Linked DNA regions of Mus musculus: all the other regions are linked to region 4. A link is a loop called in an ENCODE intact Hi-C map of the cell type or tissue named here. Cell type or tissue: heart. All regions are shown on one strand. Region 1 holds the start of Tmc7 (transmembrane channel-like gene family 7). Region 2 holds the start of Knop1 (lysine rich nucleolar protein 1). Region 3 has its middle 22 kb from the start of Gm35083. Region 4 holds the start of Coq7 (demethyl-Q 7).

Region 1 (8,000 bases), 51 kb before region 4:
CACAGACGCTAATCCTTTGAAACCATAATCCCCAAATAAACTCTTTCTTCTATAAGTTGCGTTGGTTGTGGCATTTTATCACAGCATTAGAAAATTAACTAAGGGGCTGGTGAGATGGCTCAGCGGCTAAGAGCACTGACTGCTCTTCCGAAGGTCCTGAGTTCAAATCCCAGCAACCACATGGTGGCTAACAACCACCCATGATGAGATCTGATGCCCTCTTCTGGTATATCAGAAGTCACCTAATAATAATAAATGAATCTTTGGGGAAAAAAAAGAAAAAGAAAATTAACTAAGTGCTAGGCGTGGTGGTACACACCTTTAACCCCAGTACTCGGGAGGCAGAGGCAGGTGGATTTCTGAGTTTGAGGCTAGCCTGGTCTACAAAGTGAGTTCCAGGACAGCCAGGGCTATACAGAGAAACCCTGTCTAAAAAAAAGAAAAAGAAAAGAAAAAAAAGAAAAAGAAAAGAAAAGAAAGAAAGAAAAGAAAGAAAAGAAAGAAAGAAAGAAAGAAAGAAAGAAAGAAAGAAAGAAAGAAAGAAAGAAAGAAAAAGAAAGCTAACTAAGGCAAGGCAGAGAGCTCCTGAGATGTAAGACCCAAAGGTGACCTCTGGTCTCCACATACTGTGCATATGCACCTGCATAAACACAAAACACTGCACACACTGGTGGCAGCAGCGGCGGTGGTGATGGTGATAGCATCCATTGTGATTCCTCTCTCTTTCCCTTCTCTGCCCCCTCTTTGTTTTTGACACAGTTCTCACTATGCAAGCTAGCCTCAAATGAACACATTCAACTCAGTGATCTCTATTTTCTTATTACAAATACAGTTTTCTGGAAGAGTTGACAGTGAAGTTGGTCATGGTGGTACACATTTGCAATTCCAGCACTTAGGAGGGGCAGGGGGAAGTTCAAGGTTACCCTTGGCTGTATAATGAGCTCATGGCCAGCCTGGGCTGATGAGACCCTAACAACAACAACAACAACAAAACAACAACAACAACACAACACTTCGAGGGTCTAGAGAAATGACTGAACAGTTATGAACATTGGCTTTCTTCCTGAGACCCTGGTTTGGGTCCCAGCACCCACATGGAAGCTCACAACTGTCTGCAACTCCATTTCTGGGGGACATGATGCCCTCTTCTGGTCTCCACTGGTACCAGGCACACACATGGTGTGCAGACACAAACATCCATAATCATAAATTAAAATTAGCTGGAAATAATGAGATGGAAACGTGGAAGTGGGTTGGAAGATGAAGGAAAGCCATAGGAAATGTTTCTATTTGGGGAGAAACAGCCCAGGCCCTGGAGATGGATTGCAACTCATACAGGAGTAAGCTGGTGCCTGCTGGAACACTCCTCACTACCATTGGGTCATATTCTTTATATTCTAGTTCAGTTTTCTTATTTATTTGTTTTGAGTCAGGTTTTGCTATATAGCCCAGGCTGGACTTGAACTCATAATAGTGCTGCCTCTGTCTCTAGAGCTCTGGAGTTCCAAGCCTGCGTCACCATGGCTGGCAATATTTTTTTAAATTAATGTTAATATCCTGTATTAATCATTCAGTAAGCCAGAGAAACTAAAAGGACAGAAACTATGTAAACAGCCAGAGGTCAGCAGACACTATCTAACTGACATGGGAGGATGAGGGCACAGTGTAGGAAAATTCAGAGGGTGAAGAGCACAGGGAGGGACACTGGGAAGCCAGGTGACCTTCAAACAGACGTGGTGATCCCGCTTGGCTGCTTTCACTGCCACTGCTAATGGTCTCCGGTGCCAGCTGGCGTCTGAGCCTTTTAGTAATTCTCAAAATAGCAGTCTTGCTCTGCCCTGTTGCCACCTGCTCGTCCCTGGTCCTCCTCTGATCCACTTTCTTTTTTTGTGGAGGTTCCTGTGTTGTCCAGGCTGGCCTTGAGTTCTTGGGCTCAATCTTCCCGCTTCAGCCTCCTGAGAAGGTGGGACAGCCACTCCATCCATCAAGTCCCAATTCCTCCTTGTTCCTTCTCCTCCTTCCAGACAGGGTATCACTATGTCGCCGTGGCTGGCCTGGAACTTGCTATGTAGATCAGGCTGGCTCACATTTACAGATCCATCTGTCTCCCAAGTTCTTCTTTTTAACTTTTTATTTATGTGTATGTGTGTTTGCATGAGCATGTACGGTGTGTCAGGTGCCTGTGGAGGTTGGAAGAGAGTTCCCTGGAGTTGGCGTTCAGGGTGGTTGTGGGTGTTGGGGATTGAACCCCAATCCTCTGGAAGAGCAGGAAACGCTCTTAACCAACGAAGCATCTCTAAAATCCCACTTTCTTCTTTAAAAGAATATTTTCCAAATTTCATTTATTCGTATTTCTTTTGTGCCTGTATGCATGCAGGGGACATCTGTGAGAGCCCATCTTCTCCTTCTACCCTATGGATTCTGAGGCTAGAACTCAGGCTGCCAGGCTTGGTGGCAAACACCTTTACCTGCTGATTCATCTTACTGGCCCCATTCATTACTTTAATTTTACGTTTTAGCTGTACATGTATATATATGTATGGGGTGTTGGTGAATGAGAACATTTCTAGGAAGAACATATGTAGCAAATCCCCCACCTGCCCTTCCCTCCGGTAACCATGCAAGTTGACTGCACCCTCTAGACAGCCATCTACACACACATACATTGATATATAGCGTGTAAGGTACACATTGACTGTCTTAGTTATGCATGTGTCACACACATACACACACACACACACGAACCCAAAGGGCAACGTTCCACACTTTCTGTTCCACACTTGCTACCAAGTGACAATTTACAATAGTGGGACTTGTAATCCAAGCACTTGGGAGGTGGAGGCAGGAGATTAGGAGCTCAAGGCCAACCTGGGTCTCAGAGTACCAGAAGAGAGGGAGGGAGAGAAAGAGAAAGGGGAGGGGAGGGGGGAAGAAGAAGGGGAGGGCGCACCGAGAGAGTAGGAAAGGGGAGGGAGGGACCAAGGGGAGGGGAGAAGGAGACTGAGAAAGAAGACTGAGAGGCTCCTGGAGGTAGCCGGTCCCCACCCCGCGCCCGTGGGAACGGCCCCGCCCGCCTCTGTGACGTCATCTGGAACCCGACAAGGCAGGGCCGCCGGCAGGCGGCTGGAGGGTCCTCGCCGAGCCGTGATGAGCGAGGGCAGCGCGGGCGACCCGGGCCACGGGTCCAGCCGGCAGCGGGCCGTACACCCAGGTAGGTCGCGGCGGGACCAGGCGTGCGGGGCGGCAGGGTGGCCGTCCTGGTCCTCCGCGGGGCACCGCTGCGGGGAAAGCGGTGGGCAGCGGATATGCCCGGCTAGGAGGCTCGCCTTGCCTTGCCTACCGAGCTGGAGAGGCAGTCCCCACTTTCCACGCGACGATTCACGGACCCAGGCCAGCCTCTAGATCGCCACGGTATCTTATTCTGTGAAGAGATTGTGACAACCTGCCCGCCCCAGCGGCTGGCCCCTAGATATTCCCTTTAGACCCACTCGAAGCCATTCTGTCTCTGGTCTTTATTGCTGTGTGAATTTTGCCAAGTGACTTGCCCTCTCTGAGCCTCAGATTGACAGAATAACAGTGAAATATTAACAAATGCCCAGCACAGCCCCGATTATAGCGAGGCAATAGTCGATGGCAGCCTACTTAGCACAGGAAAAATTTCTTTTTAGTTGTGTTAAATATACAGTCAAATATACAGCTTCCTGAGATTTTACAGAAATGTGTAAAGACGCCGCCCAGTAGATATAGTAGAGCTGCCAACCCCCTGGAGCAGGCTTCCTTGTACTTTGTATTTACTTTGTTTCTGTCTTGAGCCAGAACTAACAAAAGTTATCTGCAGTATGAGTTTCAGTGAGATTGGATCTACGAAGGCAAAGCTCAGAGAGAGGGCATTGGGCTCTTCAGCCTCCAGAAGAAAGACCCAGTCCTGGGACAAAGCTCTGGAAGCAGGGAAAAAAAAATCAGGCGAAGCTCTATGATAGGGTTTTCCCCTTTCTTGCTCAGCTCCAGCTCTGCTGATGTCAGCTTGTTTCAGCCCTTTGGTAACAGCAAGGGGCCTGGAATCCCACAGTGAGGGGCTGGGGGCGTGGCACCTGTAGCGTTTTTCCAGCCACCCCAGGGTCCCATGCAGCACTGTGAAAGCCCAATATCTTTCTGGGTGGCTCCCATGGTTCTTCCTCTTGTTCCAGCATGCTCGGTCTCACTTTGGGTCTTTGCTGAGAGTTGAAGGGCCACTCTAAGCAACCCCTGGACCTCTATAAACTGAGCCATCTCTCCAACCCCCTTGGTTATCTGCAAGGTTTTGTTTGTTTTGAAATTCCCGGGCTAGGTCTTAGAGCCTCACACAGCAGGACAAGAGCTCTCCCTCAGAACTACATTCCCCAGTTCTTTTTACTTTTTAAAGTTGTTTTGGTTTTTTTTTTTTTTTTTTTTTTTGGTTTGGTTTTGTTTTTGTTTTTTGGAGACTAACCCTCTGCAATTTGGGCCAGCCTTGGAGTCCTGCCTCTGCCTCCTGATGCTGGCCAGGCTGGCCTTCACCTCATGACTTGACCTCTCTGGGTGTCCTGGAACACAGGTGCATAGTGTCTGCCCTACACAGATGCTGTTTTCTGACTTCCTAATCTAGCAGCATGAGGTAGGACCTCTTTGGAAATGGACCCCACAGCAGCACTCCGAAGCAGCACACTGTAGCCGAGCAACAGTCCTGTGCTAGACCATGGTGTGCGCATTCAGGAGTGAACCCTCTGGGGTCTCTGCTTCCTGAGTCTGTCACTGTAAGGCTGTAGTCAAGGGGAACCTGGCTTTGCAGTCGCCTGCATCTTTGACTGGCCCTGGAGGGTCCTTCCCACCATGGCTTGATCAACCGGCCTACTCTGCCTTCTCAGGCTGGTTTTGACTTCCCCTCAACATGGCTCATATCCTCCCCAGAGCAGATGACTCCAAGAGAGCAGGCTGGAAGCTATTGTGTTCTGGGGTTCAGTCTTGAAGTCCGTGCCAGATTTCTGCAGCAGCTTCTTGGTCATCGTGGGTCACTTTGCCCAGTGTGAGCACCCAGACATTGGGAGTGTAGCTCTCTGGGGCCATTTTGGGGCCAGTGTTAAGAAAATTTAAGTGTTGACATTTATGGCTGTACTTTCTTGTGCTACGGGGCTCCTGGAAGGTGGCCCCAGTGTCTGACACACTCTGATGATAGTGTTTGCATGGAAGTCCCTCTCCACTGGTTCCTGTTTTAATGCCCGTTCCTCCCAGGCCCACCTGATGGACACTCCAGCCTGTCCATCCACCTTGGGGACCATAACCTTCCTTATAAGGTACATACATCTCTTCCTTCAGTGTCACTTCTTCCCAGAAGCCCTCTTTGATTGCCTCTTCCAGGCTGGACTCTGTCCCCTCCATGTACTCTCCTGAGGGGGAGGGATTCTCCCCCCCCCCCCAATAGTTTGTTTTGCAGCTCAGGCTTTCTCTGGGATTCACCGAGTAGCCCAGGCTGAGCTTGAACTCATGGTCTTCCTGCCTGTGCTCCCCGAGTACTGGCATGGCAGGTGTGTCCTTGCACATCTTGCTGATTCCTCCTTTCCTGTGTGTGTGCAGCCCTGGAGTAGAACTCCAGTCCTCACACGGGCTAAGCAGGCACTTGATCCCTGAGCCTCTCCCCCTTAGCCCGGCTTTGGGGACAAATGCGCTTGGCTCAACCCTGTTTCTCAGAGCTGGATTCATGCAAGTTTATGCAAATCACCTTTCTTGAGGCTTCATCTCCACATTTATAAGGAGATTCTGACAGGCGTACAACCCAAGGCCCTGTCCAGCCTGCTGGAGAGGAGGAGGGCTCCAGCAAAGCCTCCACCTGCCACAGCCACACAGCCTTCCTTCCCTGAATCCTGGCCACACCTCCCAATGTCTCTCACAGGCTCCTAGAGGCACACAGGGAAGCTCCGTTCACCAGGTGTCTGCGGACAGGTACCTGGCCTCCCCCTCTCGCCTCAGTTCCAGACTTCCCTCCCACTCTCTTTCCCGTCCTCTCTTCCATTTCTCCTCTCCTCCTTCTCTCCTGCAAGGAACATTTAATATTCTTTTCTCTTAAGCACTGAAAAACTTTTGTTTGTGACAAGAAATCAAAATATTTCTCTCTCTCCCGCTCTGAAACATTTATGCAAATGTCCTTATTTCCCTCCAACTGGCTAAAACTTGTTTATACAAAGGTCCTGCTGTGTTATCAAAATTTATTATTTTGTTTGTTTTGTGTGTGTTCGTTTGGTTGAGAAGGGTCTCAGTATGTAGTCCTTGGCCGTCCTGGAACTCACTATGTAGACCAGGCTGGCCTTGAACTCACAGAAGACCTCTGCCTTCGGTGTGTGCCACTACGTCCTGCCAAGTTATCAGAATTTAAGTGACCTCTATTGCCTTTGATTTCCTTTGCACTGACTCCTTGAAAACTAGGCAGTCATGAAAAACTTTGAGGTCCAATCCCAGACAATGGGGGCTGGGAGGATGGAATGGGGGTGGGGTGGGGGTGGGGTGGGGGGGTGGGGGTGGGGGAAGACACTGAATTACCACCGCCTGTGTTAGAATGGAAATGCAGTGAACCTCCAGTCCGGTGTGCTTGCTCGCCCAGTTTGGGTCTTGGTGCCCCCTTTTCACAGAAGAATCATCTTGCCAGGCTACTGTGCTCATGTGCCCCTCTGTGTGAGACTGAGAGTGTACGTCTCTAACGCCCTCTCACCCCATGTTGTCTCTCTCCTTCCTCCCTCCTCTTCTCTTTCTTTCATGGAGGTGTGATTCAGACAGGTTCAGCTGTTGTTCATCAGGGTGGAATGATGCAAAGCGTGTCCCCCCACCCCATGAGAACCCACTCTGCCTGCTCTCCCTCATCACCAGTAAGAATCCACTCTGCCTGCTCCCCCCCCCCCCAGTGAGAACCCACTCTGTTTGCTCCCCCTCATCCCCAGTGAGAACTCACTCTGCCTGCTCCTCCCCCCCCAGTGAGAACCCACTCTGTTTGCTCCCCCTCATCCCCAGTGAGAACTCACTCTGCCTGCTCCTCTCCCCAGTGAGAACCCACTCTGCATGCTCCCCCTCATCCCCAGTGAGAACTCACTCTGCCTGCTCCTCCCCCCCCCAGTGAGAACCCACTCTGTTTGCTCCCCCTCATCCCCAGTGAGAACCACTCTTCTTGCTCTCCCTCATCCCCAGTGAGAACCCACTCTGCACACTCAGGAGATTGCGGAGAAAACACCTTAATGATAACTCACATCCCACCCTGGCTGTGTCCAAAGAGGAGCCGGCTGGAACAGGTTTTACTAACATAGCCACTTTAGACAAGTGCTTTTCACCTCTGCTATCATCCTTAAACCTCTCCATTCCAGTCCAGGTCACACTCTGAACAATTTAAACAAGACAGGAGACTGCAAGTCTGGCCACTGGGGCAGATGGGAGATTTACAGGGTAAAGATGTTATTGGAATTATTTCTTAATAGTATTTCTTAACAACTGGTGTTCTTTTTGAATGTTTGTTACCCAGGTCCCTCTTGCCCACCTGGCAGGACTGTGCTTCTCCTGACCTAAATAAAAGCAGACCCGGACTTGGTGATGGCTTCAAACCTGCTGTGCCCTTGAGCTGCCCCTTGGGGGCGTGTTCTTTGATGTGGGAGTAGCCTAAAGGCTGGTTGTTAGTCAGGGCTGTCTCCCTTTGTTATGGCAATGAAGCCTAATTGGAGGTCAATCTTGGTGAACAAGCATTAGCAGAAACTTTCTCTGGAAACCCTAAACTTCAGTTATGGTACAAAATTCTTCTTCCTGCAGTTTCAGCAAGCCTGGTTAGTGTACTGCTAATATTGGAGATCTCCTTCAGCTAAATTCTACTTTGTGTAACCTTAGTATTTCCTTAGCAAGTTAATTAGTAAATCCCTCACTGCACCAATGTAACTAGTTTCTCCTGCATCAAGAGATGGTCTGGCTGGGTCTCACTCATTTCAGCACATCTGCATCACCCAAAGAGACCCGCC
Region 2 (8,000 bases), 320 kb before region 4:
TTGTTTTCTCCAAACTGTTAAGAACTGCTTAAGAAAATCGGGTATGTTGTTTATAGCCCTTATAATCTTTCTTTTTAAAAAAAGATTATTTATTTTATGTATAAGAGTACACTGTAGCTGTCTTCAAACACACCATAAGATGGCATCTGATTCCATTACAGATGGTTGTGAGCCACCATGTGGTTGCTGGGAATTAAACTCAGGACCTCTGGAAGAGCAGACAGTGCTCTCTCTTAACAGCTGAGCCATCTCTCCAGCCCCTATAATCTTTCAATTACCAAAGAGTTTAACTAAGATTCACTGATTAGGGGAACTTAATGTTATCTATATACAGAATGAACCCTAGTCTAAGAACAACTGGGGCTGAGAGCCGAGGAAGCCCAGAGTGAGCAGAGTCCTGAAGTAATGTGTGCTATTATCCTGGACACAGCCAGGTCAAGAACACCAGAGCCTCAGACCCATGGAGCAAATGACAAAGCCTTTTCTTCTAGTCTGTGTGGATATTGATAATGTGTGCAGAAAGTATCCACACCATTCTTCCACTAGATGTCCACAGCCTGAAGACTGTTCCCCTATAGGGAGTGCTCCTACTGAGATCTGCTAAACCTCTCCTTGACCTGCTCTAAACCACAGACCTTGCCTCCTTGTTTATCTGCAAGAACCTCTCCTCCCTGTTCAACTTTATAAACACGCTGAGCTTCTGGATGCTAAGGTTTCTGCAGCGGAGAGCCCAGAATGTCCTACCTGTGTCTTTTCTCCATTCCCTCATTGTCCCAGTCAGGTCCAAGCAAAGGTCATGCAGGAACATGGTAGGAATGGATATCATTTTATATATCAAAGGGGTGCTGAATCTTTAGGGATCATAGCAATGGAGGCAGTTAAGATAAACTGTACTTTTGGACTGGGTTATCTGAGTAAAAGGCAAAGACATCCCCTAGATGGAAAGTAAGCCACTGGTGTTTAACACTGAGTCATGTATGACCCAATAGGGAGGTTTCCAACATCAGTAGATACTTGTTACTGAGGCAGGAGAACAACTACATAGGGCAGTAGGGTGGAAGCTACTCTGCTCTGGGTTGGAAAGGCAGTGGGCATGGAAATGGTGTGAAAAAGGTAGTGTGTTTCTTCAAGAAGCCTGACTTAGAACAACGAAAAGGTGGGAAGTGGACTCAAAATGGGGCTGTCTCCTGTGATCACAGATCAAGGTGTGTGAAGAGATAAGCTAGCAGAGATGTGAAAGATGGCGACACGGAGAGGAGGAAGTGATAGACTGAGATCCTGAGAATAACAAGACAGTGGCCCCAAAGCCCAAAAAGAGCATTAAGTCATGAGTGATAGAACGTGTCTTTCTTTGTTTATGGATCAAATGAGTGTTGGAAGTTTTTGTTTGCAGACAGCGTCTATGTTGGCCTGGCTGGCTTGGTGCTCATTCTGTAGACCAGGATGGCCTCAGGCTCAGAGATTACCTGCCTCTACTTTCCAAGTGCTGAGGTTAAAGATATGCACTATGTGTGTGTTAGTATAAAGAAGTTGGATTTCTTGTCCACTCCCAACTGCAGGCATCTTCTCAGTAAATGTGTCCTGTGCTAAGTGGGAGGACTATTTATTTGGGCTAAAACTTGGACCAGTAGACATGGGAGGTGGGAGAAGATGCTGATGAACACTGATTGATGAGCAGAGCCCAGAGCTGGTTGGTGTCATTTCCCCTGGCTTGCTCAGCTGGTCTGTTAGAGGAAGAAGAACTCATTCAGAGCTGACCAATGCTGGATGAAGGACCTACTTTCTAAAACACCAAGGTTGCTGAGCTGGAGAGTGATTAATTGATGAGCCAAGGACAGCAAGAGGATGCTGATAGCAGTAATTGCAGCAGTGTTCAAACAGGAAACAAGGAGCCTCTAATGCTTAAAACCATTAACATCACAAACCACTACGATTTAATTAGAAGCACTGGAAGGAAGTTTATTGATAATGATACAAACAATGTTGAGAATACAAAGGCGTTAGTCGTTGCTAGAATGATGAGGAAGAACACTGAAGAACATTTATAAATAAGTTATCGGATAGGCAGGCAGGTATACACACGGCAGCCAGGGAGGAGAAAGGAGGTAAGCTGGACACTCAGCGATGCTACACCTTGTTTTCATGAAATTGAGCTTCTGCCAGGGCTACTGGCTGCAACCATTATTTAATGGATTTTTCCTAATAGAGTGTAATAACTAACTTCAGGGATAAGCTTACCAGAAAGCATACACACTTTTTCTTTTTCTCCCTGCCCTTTTTCTTGCCTCTTTGGAGAGAGTCTATATAGCTCAGGCTGGCCTCAAACTCTGGGTCTTCTAGTGTCAGCCCCTCAAGTGCTAGGATTACAGATGTACACAGAACACCCAGCATCATGCTTTCTCTAAGAAGCTGAATACACTCCCTAAAGGCTTACTCTACAAGCCTATGTTATATGTGTCAGAATTAGATTATTCATTCTTCCAGTTAGCTTCAGCAGTCAACTTGACACAGGCCAGAGTTATCTGAGGAAGTCTCCACTGGTGGACCGCTTCAAACCTACTGACCTGTGTGGGCATCTCTGTGAGCATTTTCTTGATTGTTCACTAATGTGGGCAATACAAGCCCTGGGAAGGTGGCCCTGGGTTATGTAAGAAAAGCTGGCTTAGTAATAGCCAGGGGAGCCAGCCAGTAACTAGTATTCTTCTGAGGTCAGTGCTTCAGGTTCCTGCTTTGAGTTCCTGTCTTGGTGTTCTTCAACAATGGACTAGAACCTGTAAACTGAAATAAACCCTTTCCTCCCCAAGTTGCCTTTGGTCAGTGTTATCACAGCAACAGAAAAATAACTAGGACAGTCATCTAGGTTGAAGTCACAGTGGCCTTGTATAAAATAGGTCATCTCTACCCCCATTGCTCAACAGCTATTATTTTGTAAGTGACATCAATTCCCTTGCTTTTCAGAGAGCACTAAAACCCTTTGTCCTTGCTTTTATCCAGGTATAACACACCCCACAGAAACTGATTCCACAAGAAAAGACAAAAAAAAGTATCAATATTTATGACCATGTATTGAGCCTTTCAAAGTCCAGAGCATCTTCTCATTATCTCACTTGGTTCCCACTACAGCCCTGTGAGGTAGGAATTATCCCCCTCAAAGAGCACCTTCCCCAGTACTACTTGTGATATTACCAATTTGACGGGGCAGCAACACTGCTGTGGGCTAGTGGTCCTGGACTGAATAAAAGGAAGGAAGTGAGTTGAGCCCCAGAATCCATCTCTGTTTCTTAGTTGTGGATGCAAACGGGACCGGCTGCCAGGAGCCCCCACTGGGATGATGTACCATATCCTCAAACTGTGAGCCCAAATAAGTCTCTGAGTTGCTTTTGTCAGATATTTTTCACAGCAATAAGAAAAGTATCAAACTATACAATAAACTGTACTATGAAGATCTATTGGCTTGGAAAAGTGAATCCTCTGGGTGAAAGACAGTAAGTATATAGACACCTGAATATTGCTGCAGATAGTTCCTCGGGTAAGGACCCTAAGGGTAGAACTTACAAGAACATCAGGGTGAAACCTTTTCTCTAAAGCAAAGGTTACAGGGAAGGAGTAATGCAAGCCCTGTGGTCTGGGAGGACTGACTGACTCTTCTCTTCTTCCTCTGAACTCACCACTTCTTCCAAGTCACCATTTTTCCCTCTATACACTGACAAATTCACTGTTTCCATTCACGAAACATTTACTGACCTGGAACTATTCCATAAATATTGCTATTTAAATTTATCAAAATTAAGTAAAATAAGAAATTTGGTTCTTCTAGTCTGCCAGTCCCAAATTACACCCCAAACCCATTTAACAGCACAGATTATTGAACGTTCTATTAGTGTTGTATTGGACAGCCAATGCCACAAGAATGAAAATCTTTCAGTAGCTGGAAGGCTGAGGCAGGAGGATACTCAGCTGGAAGCCAGTCTGTAGTCCAAAAAGGCGAGAGAAAAGGGAGAAGGGATAGACAGCGGACTTATTATGAATGAATCTGTGTCTCTTGCCTTTGAGATCTGGAGGCTTTGGAATGAAGGAAAACTAACACTCTTCCTGTAACCTAGGATCTGTGACTACGTGGTTCTACCTCCTAACACCACGACATAGGTACCATTGTTATGCCCGCTGTACGACTATTACAAGACCCCATGACCAAGGTTCGTGGGCTACAAAGGAACAAGTGATCTAGCCTGCTTGTGGGGCTTCAGAAAGGCTTTGGGGCAAGTGGAGATCAAAATCTATTTGTCCACACCAAAATACTTCCTGAGTATCACCGGAGCCTGTCTACAGAGTTCATTCATTCCCTGCTTCCTCGGGCGATCTGCGGGCGGTCCGGGTCTCTACCCTGAAGCTTCACACTACGCAACTCTCTGACCGGGTTTCCTTCTGCGAGCCTGTTGCCTGAGGTCGCACCGGAATCCAAGACATACGCCAACCTCTTTCTCCGCGTGTGGGCCTAAGGCTCGGCTCCTCCGCCCGCGCGCGTCACCCGCCTGGCGCACAGAGGCTTGGAACGCGCGTCCCGGCGGGTCCCGCCCGCGTCCCGCCCGGCCCGACCAGCGGCGGGGCGCCTACCCTCGCAGATCTGATCCCATAGGCTCTTCCCCGGCGGCTCGACGACCTGCGGGGGTGACACGAGCACTTCGGGAGACCCGGGCGACACTGCGGGCACCGGCGTGCGCGTAGTGATCGGCGAATCCGCGGAGCCGCTCGCCTCCTCACGCAGCACGCTGCGGCTGGATACAAGTCTCGGCGCCGCCATGGACGCGGTTTCTACAGCAACCCAGGGCACCGGGAGGCCGCGACCCGGAAGGAGAAGGATTTCGAGGGGGCGGGCCAGAAAGTCGAAGCTGACTTCCGGATCGCGGCTGCGCGGCTGCTCACGCGGGGACGCTTGGCCTGCTAGCGAACCAGGTGAGTGCGGGTGGTTTGTGCGGGGCCCCGAGGAAGGTGCTGCACGCTGGGGGAGAGGAAAACAAAGATAAGTCACCCCCAACTCGCCTGCAGCCCTCGGTTTCTCTCCAAGCCGTCCCGCCTTGGAGTAGGCATGGGGATGATCCTGGCTAGCAAGCAGCCTGCGGTTGGTGAGGGCAGCACACGCTCCTCTGGCTCGAGTCCGTGTTTTGCACCTTGTTGACTTTGAGACCTAGTGAGTTACAGTCTCCGAGGCCTGTGAGGCTTATTGGTCACACTAACCCTATCCACTGCTGCCGCGGGAATTTAAGAGTGCCTTCACACTGGGCATAGTGGCCCACGTCTATAACCCCGGCACGCGGGATGCAGATCAGCCCTAGCGACGTAGTCAAACTTTGTCTCAAAAACAAGGCGCTTTTGAAGAAAGCTTGTGTTTGCAGGTGATGCAGTGTAGGTTCGGTTCCACTTCTCGCGAGTGAAGTACAGTTAAAGGGATGGAAAAGAGTATGTTGCTGTTGGCTGAGTGGCAAAACAAAGAAGTGGGTTAAGCTGACGCCTGGGACCTTTTTGTCCGGGTTATTTTTCGTGATCACTGGCCCTAATCCTGTAGAATCATCATGGTCTTACTTGATACTGGCCTGTCGGGACTTGTATCTTTCTCTCCTTTGTGAGTCCCCTTCCTATGTCCTCTAAAAGTCAGTATGTCTTGAGGCCCAGTTATGTTTTCTTGTTAATTATCATCCCTGAAGTCCTGTTTATGTCGTCTCTGTTGGCGAGAGTGACTTCCTTGCCTCAGCCCTACAGTACACATGCTGAGTGAGTTATATCAAGGCAGCTGTTTCATCCAGCTGCCCAGTCACCCTCCACTTCTGCCTCAAGGGTTGACTCTACCATCCTATTGGTCAAACTGGAAAACCATGTTCAATATTATGGAGTTGAGAAAAATGCCACCATAATATTGGTGTATAAGATTATACATGTCTGTGGGGGCATCTTCTTTCTTTCTTTCTTTCTTTCTTTTTTTTTTTTTTTTGGTTTATCTGTATAGCTCTGGCTGTCCTGGAACTCACTTTGTAGACCAGGCTGGCCTTGAACTCAGAAATCTGCCTGCCTCTGGCTCCGGAGTGCTGGGATTAAAGGTGTGCGCCTAAAGCAAGGTGAGAGTGGACTTGATATGGCTCAAGTCTGGCCTAGATCTTTGAAGCTGCCCAGAGCAAGCTGAATCCTTTGTGGAGCATGTTAGCGCCGAAGCCAAGGAGAGGTGCAGGATAGAGAAGCTCCTGGACCCTTAATTTCCACCTCTTTCCTTAGAAGCCTCCCATGTTTTGTCTCTAGTCCACAGAGTAGCAAGAAGCATACTGGTGATCATAGTGAAAGCCATGTATTGAATCCCCGGCCACTTGTCGTAAGTGCTTCTGTTTTTCCCGAGGAAAGCCAGGTAATGAAGGTTTCCATGTGTTATGGCCACATGTTAATTCCTAGCAGTCACTTTGAAACTGAAGACAGTGCTTGCAGCTGTCTTGTAGACTGAGATAGCCCAACTTGTGTACCTTCTGGTTCAGCCTTTATATGGATGATAAAACCGGAGTCCAGAGGGGCCAAGGGTATAAAGCAAGGAAGTGTACCAGTGTTTCTATTTGACCCAAGAGTTTGGAGTCCTGGCTGGGGCTTGTCTCTCTTTGCCACGTTGTTTAAGTAGCTTGGGATGGTAAGAGTTGGAACAGGGGGATTCCTTTGTAGACCTAGAGCAGGAACACTCGACAAATGAGCCAGAGGAAAGAGCTGACTATTAACTGTGCCATTTATTGGATCTGGTGGAAGACTGCTTGGATGTTCTCTCTGCTTCATCTGGTTTTTAAAAAAAAAAAAATGTCATGGAAGCCAGCTAAAGTCTTGATCACAGCTGTGTCTTGCAGTGCTGGCTTGAGTAGGCGCTTGGTAAATATCTGTTGAATATAGGTCTGTCTGGAGGTTTCAGGGAGATGGTGGACAAGGAATCAAGTGCTCAAAGCCTTTTCTCTGGGCTTTCCCGGCACCTCTCTGAGGATGGATGTGTTCTTTCCTTCCAGAAAAGGAAAGTGACGTGCAGAGAGGTGGGGTGATAGAGTCAAACTGAGTGAGGAGTTTGGATTTGAATGTAAGGCCATCTGCATTTGCACTTCCTGCCATTTAATTGTCTTTCCTCCTGCTCCCAAGGAATGGGAGCTGTTTCCCTTTCTCTCGGACCGCAGGCTGGGACTGGGTAGAATGGTAAACTGCATTATTTCTGTTTTTCTTCTCAGTAATGGTCAGCAAGACCCAGAAAGCAGACCTGGGCCCACAACTCCCAGAGAAGAAGAAAAAGAAGAAGAAGAAAAAGAGAGTGGTTGCAAATGTCTCAGAACCAGAGACTCAATACTCAGTCTTAAACAGTAATGATTATTTTATAGACGCTTCTCCTCCGAGGGCCACGTCCCCTTCTAACAATGTGGATGAGGTGCAGATCCCCGAGATATCACTGAGCAAGAGAAAGAAGAAAAAAAAGTCCTGTAGCACTCACTTGGAGGAGTGCCTGGGGGCTGAGCCTACACGGGCAAGGCAGAAAAAGTCACCTAGCCCTAGAAGGCAGGCCCTTGAGCAGTCAGCAGAAGGCCTCATCAGAGAGAAGAAAAAGAAGAGGCGGAAGTCCTTATCAAAGGCTGCCTCCCAAGGCTCAGGGCTGAAGACCTCCCCAGACCCCAAGCATGCCAAGGAGGTAAGCAAAGCTGGTAGGAAGTCCAAAAAACAAAGGAAGGAAAAAAAGGTTCCTGACACGGAAGCCCTTCCTCCCCAGGACGCTTGGCTCTACGAGGCTGGGGATTCCCTGCACTCATGCTTAGAGGGGGCAGAGGCAGAGGAACAGGCAGCCTTGGGGCAGAAAAGGAAGCAGGGGAGCCCCAGAGATCACAACATGAAGAAAAAGAAGAAGAAGACCCACCAGGAGGGAGACATCCTCCTGGTCAACTCCAGGGTCTCTGTGGAGAACAGCCTGAAGAAAGGGAGTAAGAAGTCAGTCAAAAGTGAAGCTT
Region 3 (8,000 bases), 230 kb after region 4:
GTCAGACAAGCCTATACAGTACTCATCCTATTTTTATTACACTAGTTTATTATATGTGTGTTGGCATGCTATAGAGGTCAGAGTCCAACTTTTAGGAGTCTCTCCTTCCTAAGGAGATTTAGGGTTCAGGAGTAAACCCAAGTTGTCAGGGCAAGATCCTTTACCAACTGAGCTGTCTCAATGGCCCCTCTATGACATTCTTTAAAAGACAATACTACACTGACATAGAATATATAAGAACTTGCAAGGAACCAAGAGAGGGAGGAGAATGTAATTATAAAAGAATAAATGGGAAGTTGGGGGTGGGCAATGAAACTGTTTATATTCTCATGGTGACTAAAGAAATCTCTACATGTATTAAAATGTACAGATATGCATTCCAAAAAGGTCAGTCATGCCGTGTGATCATTTTAAAATAAATAGTTTGTGATAACTATTATCACAACCAGGCATTTACTAAATACCTATCTGGAAACAAGCCAGATCCACGGGTGTTTGTTCAAGTCGACGTGATGAAGGCTGGGGCTGTAGCCCAGTAGCAATCGCTTGCCTGGCAAGTGAGAGTCCTGGACTCTAAAGCATCATCATCACCAACAACAACAACAAAAAGGATGTGAAAGAAAAAGCTGCCATGGGCTGGCGAGATGGCTCAGTGGGTAAGAGCACTGACTGCTCTTCTGAAGGTCCTGAGTTCAAATCCCAGCAACCACATGGTGGCTCACAACCACCCATAATGGGAATGGCATGTCTGAAGACAGCTACAGTATACTTAACGTATAATAAGCAGGAGCAAGGACTGAGCGAGTGGAGTTGACTGGAGCGAGTGGAGTCAACCAGAGTGGGTAGAGGTCCTAAAAAAATTCAATTCTGAACAACCACATTAAGGCTCACAACCATCTGTTCAGCTACAGTGTACCTATATACATAAAATAAATACATTTTTAAAAAGAAAAAGAAAAAGCTGCCACGTTCAGGTCCACCCTCATCCTTAAAACTTGTGTCTTGGGGCTGCTGGCAAGGCGGTCTAGTGGGTAGGGTCACGTGCTGGCAAGCCATACAATTTGATTCCCAGAACCCACGTGATAGGAGATAACTGATTCCCGAAAGCTATCCTCTGACCTCCATACACACACACACACACACACACACACACCAAAGTAAATAAGTGTGGAAAAACACATTTTATAAATTTCTTTATGGCAGTAACTAACCACCGAAAGCCATAAGGAACAATGGCAGCAGGGAGCAGCCTAAATCAATTTGTCATCCATATTGATTATGCTCTGTGCTTCTGAAGGCCATGGACAACTTGCTGGGCAGGCCACACCCATTGCCTATTCCTTCGTGCCCCCACCTAACATCTCCACGAGTTTGCCTCCAGACGAGCGAGCGTGGCCTGGTAAGCTGTAAAATCCATCCAAAGGCAAAGCTGATGTGCGTAATCCAGTCTAGCTGACAGATGTACGCCATCGAGCCTAGAGCCGACAAAATCTCTACTCAGGACCTGTGGTCATTGGGCCTGGGTGTGGCTCGGTCCGTAGAGCACTTGCCTAGCACCGTTTAGACCTGGGTTCAGTCTCTAGCACGTACTACATAAACCAGATGGTATGGTGGATCTGCTTAGACACAAGCTCATTCTAAGCTACGTTGAGCTCAAGACCCAGTTCAATATATGGGTCTCTGCCTCTAGAATAGCAGTTCTCAGGTTGTGGGTCACAACCCCTTCGGAAGTTGAACAACCTTTTCATAGGGGCCACCTAAGACCATCAGAAAACACAAATATTTATATTACAGCTCATAACGATAGCAAAAATTACAAAACTTCAAAAAAGTTTTAAAATAGCAATAATTTTTGTTTTATTTTATGAGACATGGTTTCTCTGTGTAGCCCTGGCTATTCTGGAACTTGCTGTGTAGACCAGGCTAGCCTCGAACTCAGAGAGCCACCTGCCCCTGCCTTTTGAGTATTGGTACTAAAGACATGTGCTGGGGCTGGTGAGATGGCTCAGCGGTTAAGAGTGCCAACTGCTCTTCCAAAGGTCCTGAGTTCAAATCCCAGCAACCACATGGTGGCTCACAACCATCCATAATGAAATCTGATGCCCCCTTCTGGAGTGTCTGAAAACAGCTACAGTGTACTTACATATAATAAAATAAATAAATAAATATTTTTTAAAAAGACATGTGCCACCACTACCCAGCACAAAAATAATGTTATGATTGTGGGCTACCACAACCTAAGGAACTATATTAAAGGGCCACAGCATTCCGAAGGTTGAGAATCACTGCTTTAGAGCAATGCAGAAAGTTATAGTAGCACACAGAGGCAGGTGGACCCTGTGAGTTCCGTAGCCAGACTTAGTTGTCCTCTGTGTCTACAGTGGCAAGTACAGGTGCGTCCCAGAACCTACCCCAGAACTACTGTGACTGACCCAGGAACGGCTGTGACTGATCCCGGAACCTCTATGACTGGCCCCGGAATCACTATTACTGAGTTACCTTCATGGCAAAGAGACTTTGTAGATCTCATGTGTTCTTAGTCTTGAAATGGAGAAGTTACCCTGCGTTATCCAGTGAGATGCAAGAGAGTTCCAAGAGTCTCTAAAATCCTGGGTGTGGTGATGCACACCTGTGATTCCAGCATACAAAAGTTAGTGATGCAGGAAGATGATAAGCTTTAGGCCAACATAGGCTCCATAGCAAGACCTCATCTTAAAACTTAAAAAAATGGGCTGGAGAGATTGGCTCACGTGGTGGCTCACAACCATCCATAATGAGATCTGATGCCCTCTTCTGGGTGTCTGAAGACAGCTACAATGTGCTTAGATATAATAATAAAGAAATCTTAAAAAAAAAAAACTTAAAAAAATAAAATTAAAATAAGGAAGAGGTAGGAAAAGGAACAGATCAAAGAAATTGCATGAGAGCCGTTTAGAGGGCTCAGCAGGCAAAGGAGCTTGCTGTGGACCTGATGGCCTGAGTTCAATTCCCAAGACCCACATAGTGGAAGGAGAGAACCAATTGAAGAAGAAACTTCAACTGCTATTGCTGGCTTGAAAAATGGAAGAGAGGGGCTGGAGAGATGGCTCAGCCGTTAAGAGCACTGACTGCTCTTCCAGAGGTCTTGAGTTCAAATCCCAGCAACCACATGGTGGCTCACAACCATCTGTAATGGGATCCAATGCTGGTGTGTCTGAAGACAGCTGCAGTGTACTCATATACCTGAAAACATAATCAGGTAGAAACCACTGCACCCCTGAAACCTACAAAGGGAACACTGTCCTGCCAATAGGCATGTTAGCTCCTGAGACCTACTTTGGATTTCTGACCTGGAGACCTGTAAGGTAATACTTTGTGGAAAGTGTTTTTAACTTATTTTGGCAAAACATACAACATAAATATTACCACTGTAATTCTTTTTTTCTCAAGATGGGGTCTCATGTGTCGCCCAAGCTGCCCTCAATTCCCAAGCTCCTAGGGTCTAGAGTAGATGGGTCTGATGGTGCTGGCCACACCCAGCTTAATTTTCATGGTCAGCTCAGTGCAGAGTAAGAAACCTCACTCCACCATCTCTCCTCTAAGGTCCCTCTCGTGCCTAGAGAGCACATTGAAGCCATCTTTGTGTACTAGCCCATTTTCCTCAAGAACTGAGCCCACAAATCTACAACAGCACTGGAAAGAAGAGAACCAACCATTAAACTTTTTGATGAGCTGTCTTTTGATTTTTGAGAAAGGGTCTCATATTCCAGGCTGGCCATGGAATGACCTTCGCCTACACACACACACTCTCCTGCTCCCCCCTCCCTCTCCCTTCTCCCCCTCCCCCTCCCTTCCTCTCCCCCTCCCCCTCCCTTTGTATCTCTATCTCACCGGGCCTTCACCCAAACTCCTGTAATTCATAAGGTTTTACAGGAAAAACCCAGGCTTCAGGAATGCTTGACCAGCAAAAGCCAAGTCACCTCGATGAGTTTTAAAGGGACCCCCCAGGATATTTTTTAATGTGCTGTCAACATAAAGTCATTGCTCAAACTTGCTGTGTTGTTCATTAAAACAGAGGCTTTAAAATGTAAAGCCACGGTGATGAGACGGTTCGGGAGTTCTCGGCCGTGTGTTAGCCTCGTGCGCCACCTGCTGTTAGACTTGAGAACATCAACACCATGTGGTGCTTGGTTTAGGCCTTGGGTTTTGATGTGGGTTGGTTGGTTGTTGGTTGGTTGGTTAGTTGCTTGCTTGCTTGCTTGCATGTGTGCTTGATTGGTTGGTTGGTTGATTGATTGATGATTGATTGATTGATTGATTGATTGATTGCAGTAGTAGCCCACTTGTACTCAGCATCCTTCATGTTCTGATTTCATTTCTTCAATAAACACATAAAATGAAATCCATTCTAGATAAGACTGTATTTTGAGGAACTGACCATTAAAACTTCCTGCTTTCTACCTTCTACCTTTTGCAAAAACAAAAAAACAAAACAAAAAAAAAACATAAAAATGAACTGATTTCGAAATTGCCATTTGAGAGCAATTGCTAAACACTTACTACATGCTAAGCCAAATGGGGTTAGCCAACTATAGCTACAAGCCAAATTTGTGCTTTCCCATTTTTTGTTAAAGTTTTGTTGCTTGTTCTCTCTCTCTCTCTCTCTCTCTCTCTCTCTCTCTCTCTCTCTGAGAGAATGATGCTATATATCCCAGACTGGCCAGTAACTCTCAACCTCTGGCTTCCCCTTGGGTATTAGGCTCACCACTCCTGACTTAGTAAATAACATTTTCCTGGAGCACAGCCACGTGTGTCCCTACATAGCTCTGTTATTTTCATGTCCTGAAAAAATATGAAATTACTCTCCGGATCTTTGTAGTAAAAGTTAGCTCAGGCCTTGGCCAAAGTATTCACAAATCAGGCTGTTTGGTTGGCCCTCGGCTACTCTTGGTAAGAGTGTAGCTGTTTTTAAATGTGTGAGTATGTACACACGTGCCTGTGAGCATGTGTGCACACACACAAATGTGGAAGTCAGCGGGCTGTGTGTGGTCAGTTCTCTCCTTCCACATTTATGTGGGCTCAGGAAATCGAACTCAAGTTTTCAGTTTTCATGGCAGCAATTTTCATGCATTGAGCCATCTCTCTACCCTAACGATGTACCTCTTGCCACCAGATTTTGTTTGACAATTTACAATTGATCAAATGTAATCCTTTGACCAACTACAAGATCATAAAGATCAAGCTGAGATGACTTCAAATTCTTATTCTTATTCTTGTTTTTTGTTTGTTTGTTTTTTGTTTTTCGAGACAGGGTTTCTCTGTATAGCCCTGGCTGTCCTGGAACTCATTTTGTAGACCAGACTAGCCTCGAACTCAGAAATCCGCCTACCTCTGCCTACCGAGTGCTGGGATTAAAGGTGTGCACTACCACGCCCGGCTGACTTCAAATTCTTGATCCTCCTGCCTCAATTACAATGCCAAGATGTCAGGCGAACACCTCACACCAGCCTAAATTGTAATTTTTTTAGTCCGCTAATGATATTAACCCCAAACATGACTTGTGGTTTAGATCACAATCATGTCAAGATTTAACACACTAAATTATATTAGAGATATTTGAAGGGGCTAGAGAGATGGATCCATGGCTAAGAGCATGCACTGCTCTTGGAGAGGACCAGAATCCAGTTCCCAGCATCCATGTCAAGTGCCTCACAGTCACTTTCAACTCCACCTCCAGGGAGATGCAATGTCTCTGGCCTCCTGGGATGCTTCACTCATGCACATTCCCACACACAAATACACATGCAAACACATTCCTAAAAATGATTTATAAATAAATATTTTCTAAGAAAGAAACTGAACTGAATATAATGCCACACGCCTTTAATCCCAGCACTGGGGAGGCAGAGACAGGAAGATCTCTGAGTTCAAAGCCAACCTAGTCAGCAGAGTGAATTCCAGAACAGCCAGGGCTACAACAAGAAACCCTATCTCAAAAAGAAAGAAAGAAAGAGAGAGAGAGAGAGAGAGAGAGAGAGAGAGAGAGAGAGAGGATGGGAGGGGAGGGGAGGGGAGGGGAGGGGAGGGGAGGGGAGAGGAGAGGAGAGGAGAGGAGAGGAGAGGAGAGGAGAGGAGAGGAGAGGAGAGGAGAGAAGAGAAGAGAAGAGAAGAGAAGAGAAGAGAAGAGAAGAGAAGAGAAGAGAAGAGAAGAGAAGAGAAGAGAAGAGAAAATGTGGTCTCAGCCCTGGCGAGCCTCAGTCTCCTGGAAAATCCTGCTTCCTAAAAAACTAGGCCACGCGCTGGCGTAATGGCTCAGCGGGTAAGAACACTAACTGTTCTTCCAAAGGTCCTGAGTTAAAATCCCAGCAACCACATGGTAGCTCACAACCACCCATAATGAAATCTGAAGCCCTCTTCTGGTGCACAGCTACAGTATATAATAATAAATCTTTGGGCCAGAGAGAGTGGGGTTGACTGGAGGTCCTAAATTCAATTCCCAACAACCACATGAAGGCTCACAACCATCTGTAAAGCTACAGTGTACTCATATACATAGAAATAAATAAAATAAAATAAAAGTCATTATTAAAAAAAAAAACAAAAAACAAAAAACTAGGCCACAGGCTCACACTAACATTTGCTTGGCAACTCTATTTTGTATTCTTTTCCTAATTAACACAAAAACTCTGTCACTCAACTTTTGGTAACTTCTTTCCCTCATCTCTTCTAAAAGACTCTCTTGGGCTGGAGAGATGTCTTAGAGGTTAAAAGCACTGACTGATCTTCCAAGGTCCTGAGTTCAATTCCCAGCAACCACACGGTGGCTCACAACCATCTGTAATGAGATCTGATTCCTTCTTCTGGTGTGTCTGAAGACAACTACAATGTACTCATATAAATAAAATAAATAAATCTTAAAAAAAAATAAAAGATTCTCTTCGGAACAATTAAAATAAACTTTGACACCTGGCAACAGATGATTTGTTTAAAAATAATGCCTTCTAGTTGGGACACGGTCAGTGTTCCAGGCTCTGTCTAGCATGCACAGAGCCCTAGGCTCCACCTGCAGCCCAAACGAAAAGTCATCCAATCATCCCACTTGTAACAGTGCAGCTGCAGCTGCCAGCGGCAGAGTCCCCAGACTCCAGGGAAGCTGAAATGACCCAGGGTGCCCAATGACACCACACACACTCATGCCACACACACTCAGGCCACACACACACACAGCACACTCACACCACACACACACACACACCACTCACACCACACATACACCACTCACACCACATACCACACACACACACACACAACATACACACACACACCACTCACACCACACAAACTCATGCCACATACACCACATACACACCACTCACACCACACAAACTCATGCCACACACACCACACACACACACACAAACCACACACACACACCACTCACACCACACACCACACAAACTCATGTCACACACACCACACACACATACATGTCACACACACACACCACACATACAAACCTCATACACATACCACACACATCCCTTACACACAACAAAACACACACACACACACACACACACACACACCCATAAGATCCAAGGATCATCTCTAGAGAAGAGGCTTCTGGTCAGATGGAATCTCAGAAGCTTTTGTTGTTGTTGTTGTTGTTGTTGTTTTCCTACCAGAGGATGGATTCTCAGATCTCACTCTCAGGAGTAAGACTCACAAGATAAAACTTCATGGTATAACCCAAAAGGTCCGAGTCACCTGGCCCCTCCCCCTCTCTGATTGCCATGTAATGCTCCCCCTGGTTGTGCAATGGTGATTGTCCGCCCATTCTAGCAATTGTTGCCTCCTCCTGGATGCCCTCCTTGTTTTTCCTATGCCTGCTCTCCTGTTTGTCTGTGTTCCCACAGGGCACTCGGAGCACACCACAGGTTCCCTCACTTGAGGCCCATGGCTTATGGGTCTCTCTAGCCTCAGCACCCAGCCCAGCGCTAGGTGGAGCTCAGTGAACATCT
Region 4 (8,000 bases):
CCATATCTTACATGTGTGAATTCGTATAAAGGGCCCTTGGTGAGGGGTGTGTGTGTGTGTGTGCATATGTACATCTGGAGGCGGAACTCATATCCTCAAGCTCTACACAATCATTTCCGTCATCTTCCATGAGGCTGTTAACCTGGGATATTTTTGTTCCTGTGGGAACATGTGCTTTGTAACATTTTCTTGTATTTTAAGATCTATGAGTTTTAAAGCCTAACAACAGGAGTTTTGAATAAACCAAAGTTTACTCCATTCTCATTCTACAAATCCTGGTTGCTGGCATTTTTGCCTAGTGCCTTCATGAAGCATTCTTGTCCTCACTGTGGCCCTGAGGATAATCTGCTGTCCTATGTTTGTAGGAATGGTAGATAAAATAAACAACATATTTTCTTTATTATAAAACAGATAACAAAATATGCCAATTGGTATGTTGGTTTTAGTTAGTGCTGCTAATGTGTGCACCTCCTACTTGAATATTTTAATAACTTGGAATAACCAGGCAATGTCTGTATAGCTTTAAAGTGCGGCTCTCTAACGGGTGTGTGTTAAACTCCTGATTCCGTGTCTTGAAAGTTTTAGAGTATGGTTGTCCTCAAACCCACAGACGCTCTTCATCACTGGTTAAGTGATGAAGAGAACTGCAATACTCAGTAAAGTTGCTCTTTGTCACTGCAGTTAGAGGAAGTAGCATTTTGACATCGATGGATGTGTTAGATGAGTCTTGTCTCCTCTTGGCTATTAAGAAGCCAAAGAAAAGCAGGTTTGTGTGTTTTGAACGTCAAAGACAATATCTTAAGCATTTTATATCTTGCTACCATTGAAAGCCACTGTTTGTATTTATTTTAATATTCTATAAATATATAATAAATATTGAAAGTAGCTATATATGTGTTGGGTGCGTGTTGTGAATACATATTTTTTAATTTCTCCTTAATAACATCTTGATGTTCTCTCCAAGTAGCTCCCTTTTGTAATGGCCATCTAGCCTTCCACAGTGGTAACACACATTTCCAGTAACTATGCAGTCACTGGTGGGTACTTGAAGTAGGTATTGTCATTCTTCCCCCATAGGAACACTGGGAAATTGAACTTTAAAAGCCTTTGCAAACATTTTCACTTCCCGTCTGCTACTATAGGCTCCGGTTCTGTTTTTCTTTCTCCCTTCTCTTTCCCCTTCCTCTCTTTTCTATTCTCTCTCCCCTCTGTCTGTCTGTCTGCCTGTCTGTCTATCTGTCTGTTTCTCTCTCTCCTTCTTTCTCTCTCTCTCCCTCTCTATTTCTTTCTGGCAGAGCAGACCTGCAGGTTCTCGCAGCCACGAAATGTTCTCATCTCAGTGAAGGAGAATCCAGTTAGACAGGTCTTTACTTTGCATTAACTGTTAAGTTGGCAAATCAGACCTCACAGCCAAAAATCTGATGGCAGCTAGCCACTATGCTCTAAGTATTTGCGAACAGAAGAATTCATTTTTTCCTGGGTGGTACAAGATCTGACCGTGTGAGAACTTCTGAACACATCTTTACTCTGTAGAGTGAGGCTTTACCAGAAACCTGTCCAGAGCATGAGAGGTACTTGAAACATGGGACATGCTCTTTGCTGTGTGACTGTGAACAAATTCCTTCACCTTCAGAGACAGTTCCCTTACACTTAAAATACAAAACTAAGACAAACTTGCTTTTATATTTCAGAATTTGATTATGGAATCACATATTCTTCGTTGTCTTTTGAAAATATGAAAGTGCTTACTATAAAGTATGAGAACATTGAAAACCACAGAGAAAAATCAAAATTACACATAAGCACACAAGTTTTTTTTAAAGAGGCACCAAAGGCCAGCCTGGATGACACAGCAAGTTGAAAGTCATCTGGATACAGGGTGAAATTCTTGTCTCATAACCAGAGTGGGGGAAGGGGAAGAGGGAGGAGGAAGGGAAAGAGAGAGAGAAAGAGAAAAAGAGAGAGGAGAGAGAAGGGAGAAGAAAGCAAGCAAGCACAAATGGAGGGAAGAAAGAAAATGTAGTAGTCTCATATTTTCCACTTAAATGTTCTATTTTATCCAAAGTTCTTTCAAAGTTCATTGTTCTAACACCCCTGGAAGCTCCAGAGGCCAAAGCAGCCATTTCACCAGTTTAAGGCAAGCCTGAGTGACATAATCAGATCTGAACTCGTCATTACATCCATTTCAGGGAGCTGCTAACTGTGCTCATGAGTCATAGTTTGTTAGCATTCTCTTGATGGTAACCTTTTTAAAAAACATGTATTTGTCTGTGTGTCACATGTGCAGAGAGTCCGGAGGAGAGTGCTGGGTCACTTGGAACTGGAGTTACAGGCCGTTGTTAGCTTCCTGCTGTGGCTTCTGGGAATCAAACCCAGGTCCTCTACAGGAGCAAGAAGTGTTCTCAACTTCTGAGCTCTCTCTAGCTCCAATTTTTTAACACTTCCAAAAATTTCCAGTAATAACTAGGACATACACCTCAACATTCTTTTATCTCTTTAGGACAGATCTAGAAGTGGAATGCACGGGAAAGGTTCTGAACATTTGAAGGCTTTGAGAGCCAGATTTAGGTTGAGTATTCCACAGGAATATTTAAGTACCCTCACTGCCGCTAAGGCCCAGTACTTGGGCTCGTCTTAATTTTAAGTTACTGTAGTATACTAATTGAACACTATAATTATATAGAATGGGTTAGTAGTTTCATTTATTTTACAGTAGCTATGAATCAAATACCCGCCCCCCTCCCGCCAAGGGTGCAAACTCTAGTTTTCCTAAAGCCACAGTCTCTAGTGGTCCTATAATAGGCACTGATTATCCTTGCAGGTATGGTTTTTCCCCTTATATACTTATCTGACTTGAAAATTTATTTCTATTGGCTAGATCCTAGCTGTCATATTAATGGATATGCACTTTAAAATGTTTAATGTATGTTACTAAATTTTCCTTCCCTCAACACACAGCTATGTTCATCACTAATGTGCACTAGGCCATGAATAATCCAGTAAAGGATGAACAATGAAGCAAATCTCAATATAAAAATTGAGAAGGAACGGAAAGTAACGGGAAACAAACTGGGAAACCCACAATTACACCGAAAACTGGCATGTTTTACCAGGTAATTGCTGACTTTCAGGTGTAAATCGGCTCTTAATAGAGAAAAATAATCTCCATAACGTGGAGGAAACAACAGTGACCTGCGGGTCGCCTTTCCAAGACAGGGAGAAACCCTAACCTAAAATGCCTCTCCAGGGCAGCTCTGCATCAACCCTAAGAGCCGACCGGGCGCCTTCACGACGTTACAATGATCGACAGGGGGAAGACCCAATAGAGTACGTGAATCGGTCATTTCTAACCAATCGGGTGTAATCCAGGGCCTAGGGGCGTTTCCTCTGGCTCTCGGTCCGCGGCATCTATGCGTCATCACCCTGAGTCGAGAGCACGATTGGCGGGGCGTTTGGACCATAGCTGCATTGTCCGCAGCGATGAGCGCCGCCGGAGCCATAGCGGCTGCTTCCGTGGGACGCCTGCGCACTGGTGTCCGGAGGCCCTTCTCAGGTACCGGCCGTTCGGGGTCGTGGTTCGGCGCGGGGCTCTTCGCCGGTGACTATTTGCAGTGGAGGTCACGGATGTCACGGGGAGGACGTCTATACGTCACAAGCGCGCGACATGGGGGTGGGGTTTGTAGTACGTCTAGTTGATTGATAGGAACGGGTGAACTTCTGCAGGATGCCCTGCCGGGGAACAAGTGATTACCAGCCTGTGATGTGACGTCAGTGCAAGTGTGGAACTTGAGTGTCCTGCAGTGTCCCTCCGGTCTCCACTCGGGACTTTCTCAAGCAAAGTAGCCTTCCGACGACAGCATCAATCTGTTATAAATGCAGATTTTCGGGTCCCCCTCATTATCCACTGGATTGATAGGTTTTAGAGTTTTAAAAAGTGTGTGTGTGTGTGTGTGTGTGTGTGTGTGTGCGCGCGCGCGCGCGCGTGCGTGCGCACAATAATTAAATTCTAGAGAGGCCAGAATTGGGGTTTGAATCTGCAACTAGAGTAACAGGCAGTTTGTGAATCCCTATATATGGGTGCTGGGAGCCCAACTCAAGTCATTTGCAAGTGCAGTACACATTCTTAACTGCTGAGCCTTCTTTTGAGCCGTAGAGTCTCTGTTTTTATCAAGCCTCTCATGGGACTGTTTGTATTGCAAAATATGGTAAGCTTTGAATTTGGAATGGAGAGAGGTAGGTTTGGATTCAGGTCTGATTCATCCGAGCTGCCCCAGAAAATCGTGGTCATTTTCTCGAAACTAAATCTTCAAGCATTAGATTTCTATTTTGCCTGAAGGCAATATTGTTTGGAGGTTTGAGATGTGTTTTTGTTTAACTACAACTTATTAAGTAATTTAATTGAAACTACATCCTTTTGGTAAATAATAAGCCAGAATTGTCTGCCCCCAAATGGATGAGTAATCACACACACACACACACCACCACCACCACCACCAATACCATGAGAACAGCTATGAAACTTCATTAGATATTGTTGTGTGTGCCTTCCAAGGCTTGAGTCCAAGGTTGTTTTTCTTTCTGGAAGAGAAGAGTGCTTAGCAAGTGTTTGGATATTTTTCAAGACATGCCAGTTATAGAGATGTTTTCCTTGGTGATAAATGGATCAGAAGAGACTTTTTAAGAGCCTCTTAGTATGTAATTTATGTGTCCATAAGCCACTTAAAATCTTCTCATTTGCCACTTAAAATCTCCCAGATACCATGGCTGGAACAGCACTCTTGAGAGCTTCTAGCTCTGCGATTCAGCTTTATTTTAAAGTGTGTAACAAGGCAGTCAGGTCTCAGGGATGTGAATTTTAAGGTTCCTTGCTAACCCAGTGAACAGGTTAACAATAAGAATCACTTGTTTTCATTTATGAAGTAACTTAGTTTCCTTTGTTTCATATACCCTCATGATAATAATAATTAAAAAAAAACCTTAAGTGTGTGTCTCCTTAAAAAAATAAAACTAGCCTTGCTACTGGATAGGTTTTAATTTGGTTTTGAGACAGCCTCTAGCGCTGGCTGACCTGGACCTTGCTTGTTCACCAGGATATCCTTCAATTCACAGAGCTCTGCCAACTCATGCTGGGATTAATACCTATACTGATTTCTTAGGTAAAAGGACAAACACTACCCTCTCCCAGTCATTGAGTGCAGAAGTTGTGTTTGAGAGAACATTCCAGTGTGTTCTCAGTTATAAAGAATCCTGTTTATCACACCTCAAAAGCCAGCCATATAAACTTGGCCCACCTGCTCAGCTCCTTGTTATTCTTCTTTTAAAAAAAAGATTTATTTTATATATGTGAACACACTGTAGCTGTCTTCAGACACACCAGAAGAGGGAATCAGATCCCATTACAAATGCTCCTGAGCCACCATGTAGTTGCTGGGAATTGACCTCAGGACCTCTGGAAGAGCAGTCAGTGCTTTTAACCGCTGAGCCACCTCCCCAGGCCCCTTGTTATTCCTTAATATACTTTTTAAAAAGGAGTACTGGGTTGCCTTGAACTTTCTTTGCTAAAAAGTAAGAGCACAAGCAAACAAGATTGTGTTGAGAAATACAACTGGCTCACCAAGTCTGTCTCCAGACCCTGCTTTCTGCATGGAGACAAGCTGGCCAGAAGCATAAGCCCTTGAACTTGGACACAGAAATGCAACAAGTTCCTGATTGTGTCCCATCACTGTCCCATAAAATATGGGCCTCAAACCGTAGAGCCCCACTGTCTGAAGACAGTTTGGAATGGTTGGTGTCTTACACTCGGCAGGAGAGCTGAGGTGCCGTGTCTGCTCCACAGACTCTGTCCAGTTAGAGTCAGTGAGCTGAGTGAGGCAGAGCATGCCATGCGCAGTAGACCAAAGCCATTCTCCTGCAGAATCCACGTGCCTTTGCACACACAGCGCTATTTGTCCCAGGACTGTTGATGTAGCTCAGGGCAGGCTTAATCTCCAGCACCATGATAAATAGATACAGCATTTAAAATTCTACTTGGTAGCAAAGCTCACGTTCCCAACGACGGCATGCATACACACCAGATACTCCAATCCTGCCCCGTGGCCTTGTGTCCAAAGACCTTAAGCCTTCTTGATGAAAGAGCCAAAGACGTATGGGAACTTTTCCACCCCTTTTCTGGATGTTGAAGTTTGCTTAGGTGAAAAGAAGTGTCTTCCAAAGACATGGTGGTCATAGCAAGCAGAGAGCCTGCAGCACTTTAAACAGGGTGCAGCTAGAGTGACAAACCAGAGGGCCTGTGGGTTTCCGTTTTTATATGGAATAAACACACATTACTACAGGACCCTTCTGGGATGAGGTAAACATTCAAGATCCTCTAATCTGGAGCTTGGAAGTATAGTGAAAGTGTTTACATTTGAAGAAGAGTTTAGTCTGAGGTCAAACCTTGTCAGGCAGGGTCTCAGTCACCTGCCCGTGGAATTGGTGTATTAAAAGAACGTTGAAGCCTCAACTTGGGATGCCAGGCTTTGTCCCCTGAGCTTTTTCAGAACATCAACACTGGCCGCTTCCCAGGGAGACTTAGGGAGAGCATTATAGATAGCTTTGGGTGCACTCCAGGGGCTTCTGCTGTACAGCTTGAGAGGGGAGCCTCCCTTTCCTGAAACAGCTGTCACGTCAGCTGCCTTGTGAGGACAGATTTCGGTCCTTCCAGATCGCCATATGTTTAAAGTAAATCCGGAAACCCTAGTCTTTAGGTGAAGTCTTTTGGGTTTGAGCATTGCAGGTGATAAAGAACACACACTGGTAGATGTGTCCAGCCCTCAGGCTTGTCTTTCATTCTGTCGGCAAAAAGGCAACAGGCCAGCGATATGACTCAGTGGGTAAAGGTGCTTGCTTTCCAGCACAAGGGCCTGAGTTCCATCCCTGGACCCCACAACTCCGTTTTCAGGAATGTCAGTGTCCTGTGTGGATAATGAGACGGACACTTGCTTTTTCATTGCAGAGTATGGAAGAGGCCTCATCATCAGGTGTCACAGTTCGGGGATGACCTTAGACAATATTAACCGGGCAGCCGTGGATCGAATAATTCGGGTGGATCACGCTGGTGAATATGGAGCAAACCGCATCTATGCAGGGCAAATGGCCGTGCTCGGTCGGACCAGTGTTGGCCCTGTCATTCAGGTGGGTTCTTCCCTGAGTCTCAGCCCAGTCTGTTGCCCTGGCAGTGTATCTGAAGCCCTCGGGCATCACTTTTGGCTGTGTGCTCCAAAGGGAGGCACTTGGAACAAAGCACTTGCTCTGTTGTCTAAAAGCACAGATATGCATTGACTCTGGCTGGGTGTGGTGGTGCATGCCTATAATCCCAGCACTTGGGAGCTGGAGATAGGGTGATCGCTGGGACTTTGAGGCCAGCCTGGTCTACATAGGAAGTTCCAGGTCAGAAAGAAAAAAATGGAGAGAGGGGGAAAGAAAGTAAGAGAGAAAGAAATTGGGTCTGGAAATTGGGTGTATTTGTGGTGTTAATGTTTCATTGCAGAAAAGGCTGAAAGTCCCTCCATTAGAAGAATGTTCCATGTGCCAGGAGGTTGTTGTAGGCTTGTCCTAGCACAGAGTATCAGAGAGAGGGGTTAACAGCCCCGAAGATCTAGGTTTCCTTTCCAGATCTCTCATCTACTTCTGCGACCCTGAAGAGGTCACCTGACCTCTAGGTTTTCATTTCCCTGTGTGCACACTAGCCTGGTAACCCCCACCTCCCTGGGTCTGGCTGGGGAATAAACCAGATCCTGTTGTCACCATGACACATGGCAGCTTAGATCCCCACAGATCCCAGTCCCCAGAGCTCATCCCATGTGTAAGATGGTGGGTGCCTGCTTGTGGCCCTGCACAACTCTCCTGTGAAGAGTCCTTCATGCCAGGAGAATGCCTCTCATTGCATGTCCTGTTTTCTATTGAGAACAGTCTGCGAGTTTTCAGGACACAGTTTTGTTGTTGTTGTTGTTAGTTTTTTT

What was found. Hi-C counts contacts between places; a loop is a spot of excess contacts. Peaks named below come from ENCODE experiments on the same cell type or tissue, not always from the same donor. Only the 100,000 strongest peaks of a DNase experiment are listed, where the experiment ranks them.
Region 1: it touches region 4 in a loop (3.0-fold over the local background); 8 of 42 quality-filtered maps call a loop at or near these places.
Region 2: it touches region 4 in a loop (2.1-fold over the local background); 2 of 42 quality-filtered maps call a loop at or near these places.
Region 3: it touches region 4 in a loop (3-fold over the local background); 13 of 42 quality-filtered maps call a loop at or near these places.

What each region holds. Positions count from the first base shown.
Region 1 is chr7:118,579,815-118,587,814 of GRCm38, reverse strand. Tmc7 (transmembrane channel-like gene family 7) reads left to right here and starts at 3,129. Exons shown (of 16, transcript NM_172476.4): 1 at 3,129-3,211. The coding sequence starts at 3,148. In heart, CTCF peaks have their summits at 1,639 and 3,135; DNase peaks (open chromatin) are centred at 1,794 and 3,154; H3K4me3 peaks cover 1,044 bases; H3K27ac peaks cover 954 bases; H3K27me3 peaks cover 1,589 bases.
Region 2 is chr7:118,852,576-118,860,575 of GRCm38, reverse strand. Knop1 (lysine rich nucleolar protein 1) reads left to right here and starts at 4,578. Exons shown (of 5, transcript NM_023197.3): 1 at 4,578-4,953; 2 at 7,236-8,000. The coding sequence starts at 4,800. It overlaps Iqck (IQ motif containing K), which reads right to left and starts at 4,824. Exons shown (of 9, transcript NM_001374605.1): 1 at 4,615-4,824. The coding sequence starts at 4,801. In heart, no CTCF peak of the experiment used is centred here; a DNase peak (open chromatin) is centred at 4,815; H3K4me3 peaks cover 2,297 bases; H3K27ac peaks cover 1,685 bases.
Region 3 is chr7:118,301,133-118,309,132 of GRCm38, reverse strand. No RefSeq gene overlaps it. Among named protein-coding and RNA genes, the nearest start is that of Gm35083, 22 kb to the left of the region's middle. In heart, a CTCF peak has its summit at 4,133 (motif pointing left); no DNase peak of the experiment used is centred here; H3K27me3 peaks cover 272 bases.
Region 4 is chr7:118,528,732-118,536,731 of GRCm38, reverse strand. Coq7 (demethyl-Q 7) reads left to right here and starts at 3,376. Exons shown (of 6, transcript NM_009940.3): 1 at 3,376-3,553; 2 at 6,995-7,173. The coding sequence starts at 3,481. It overlaps Tmc7 (transmembrane channel-like gene family 7), which reads left to right. Exons shown (of 16, transcript NM_172476.4): 16 at 1-888. In heart, no CTCF peak of the experiment used is centred here; DNase peaks (open chromatin) are centred at 3,421 and 3,651; H3K4me3 peaks cover 1,868 bases; H3K27ac peaks cover 1,969 bases.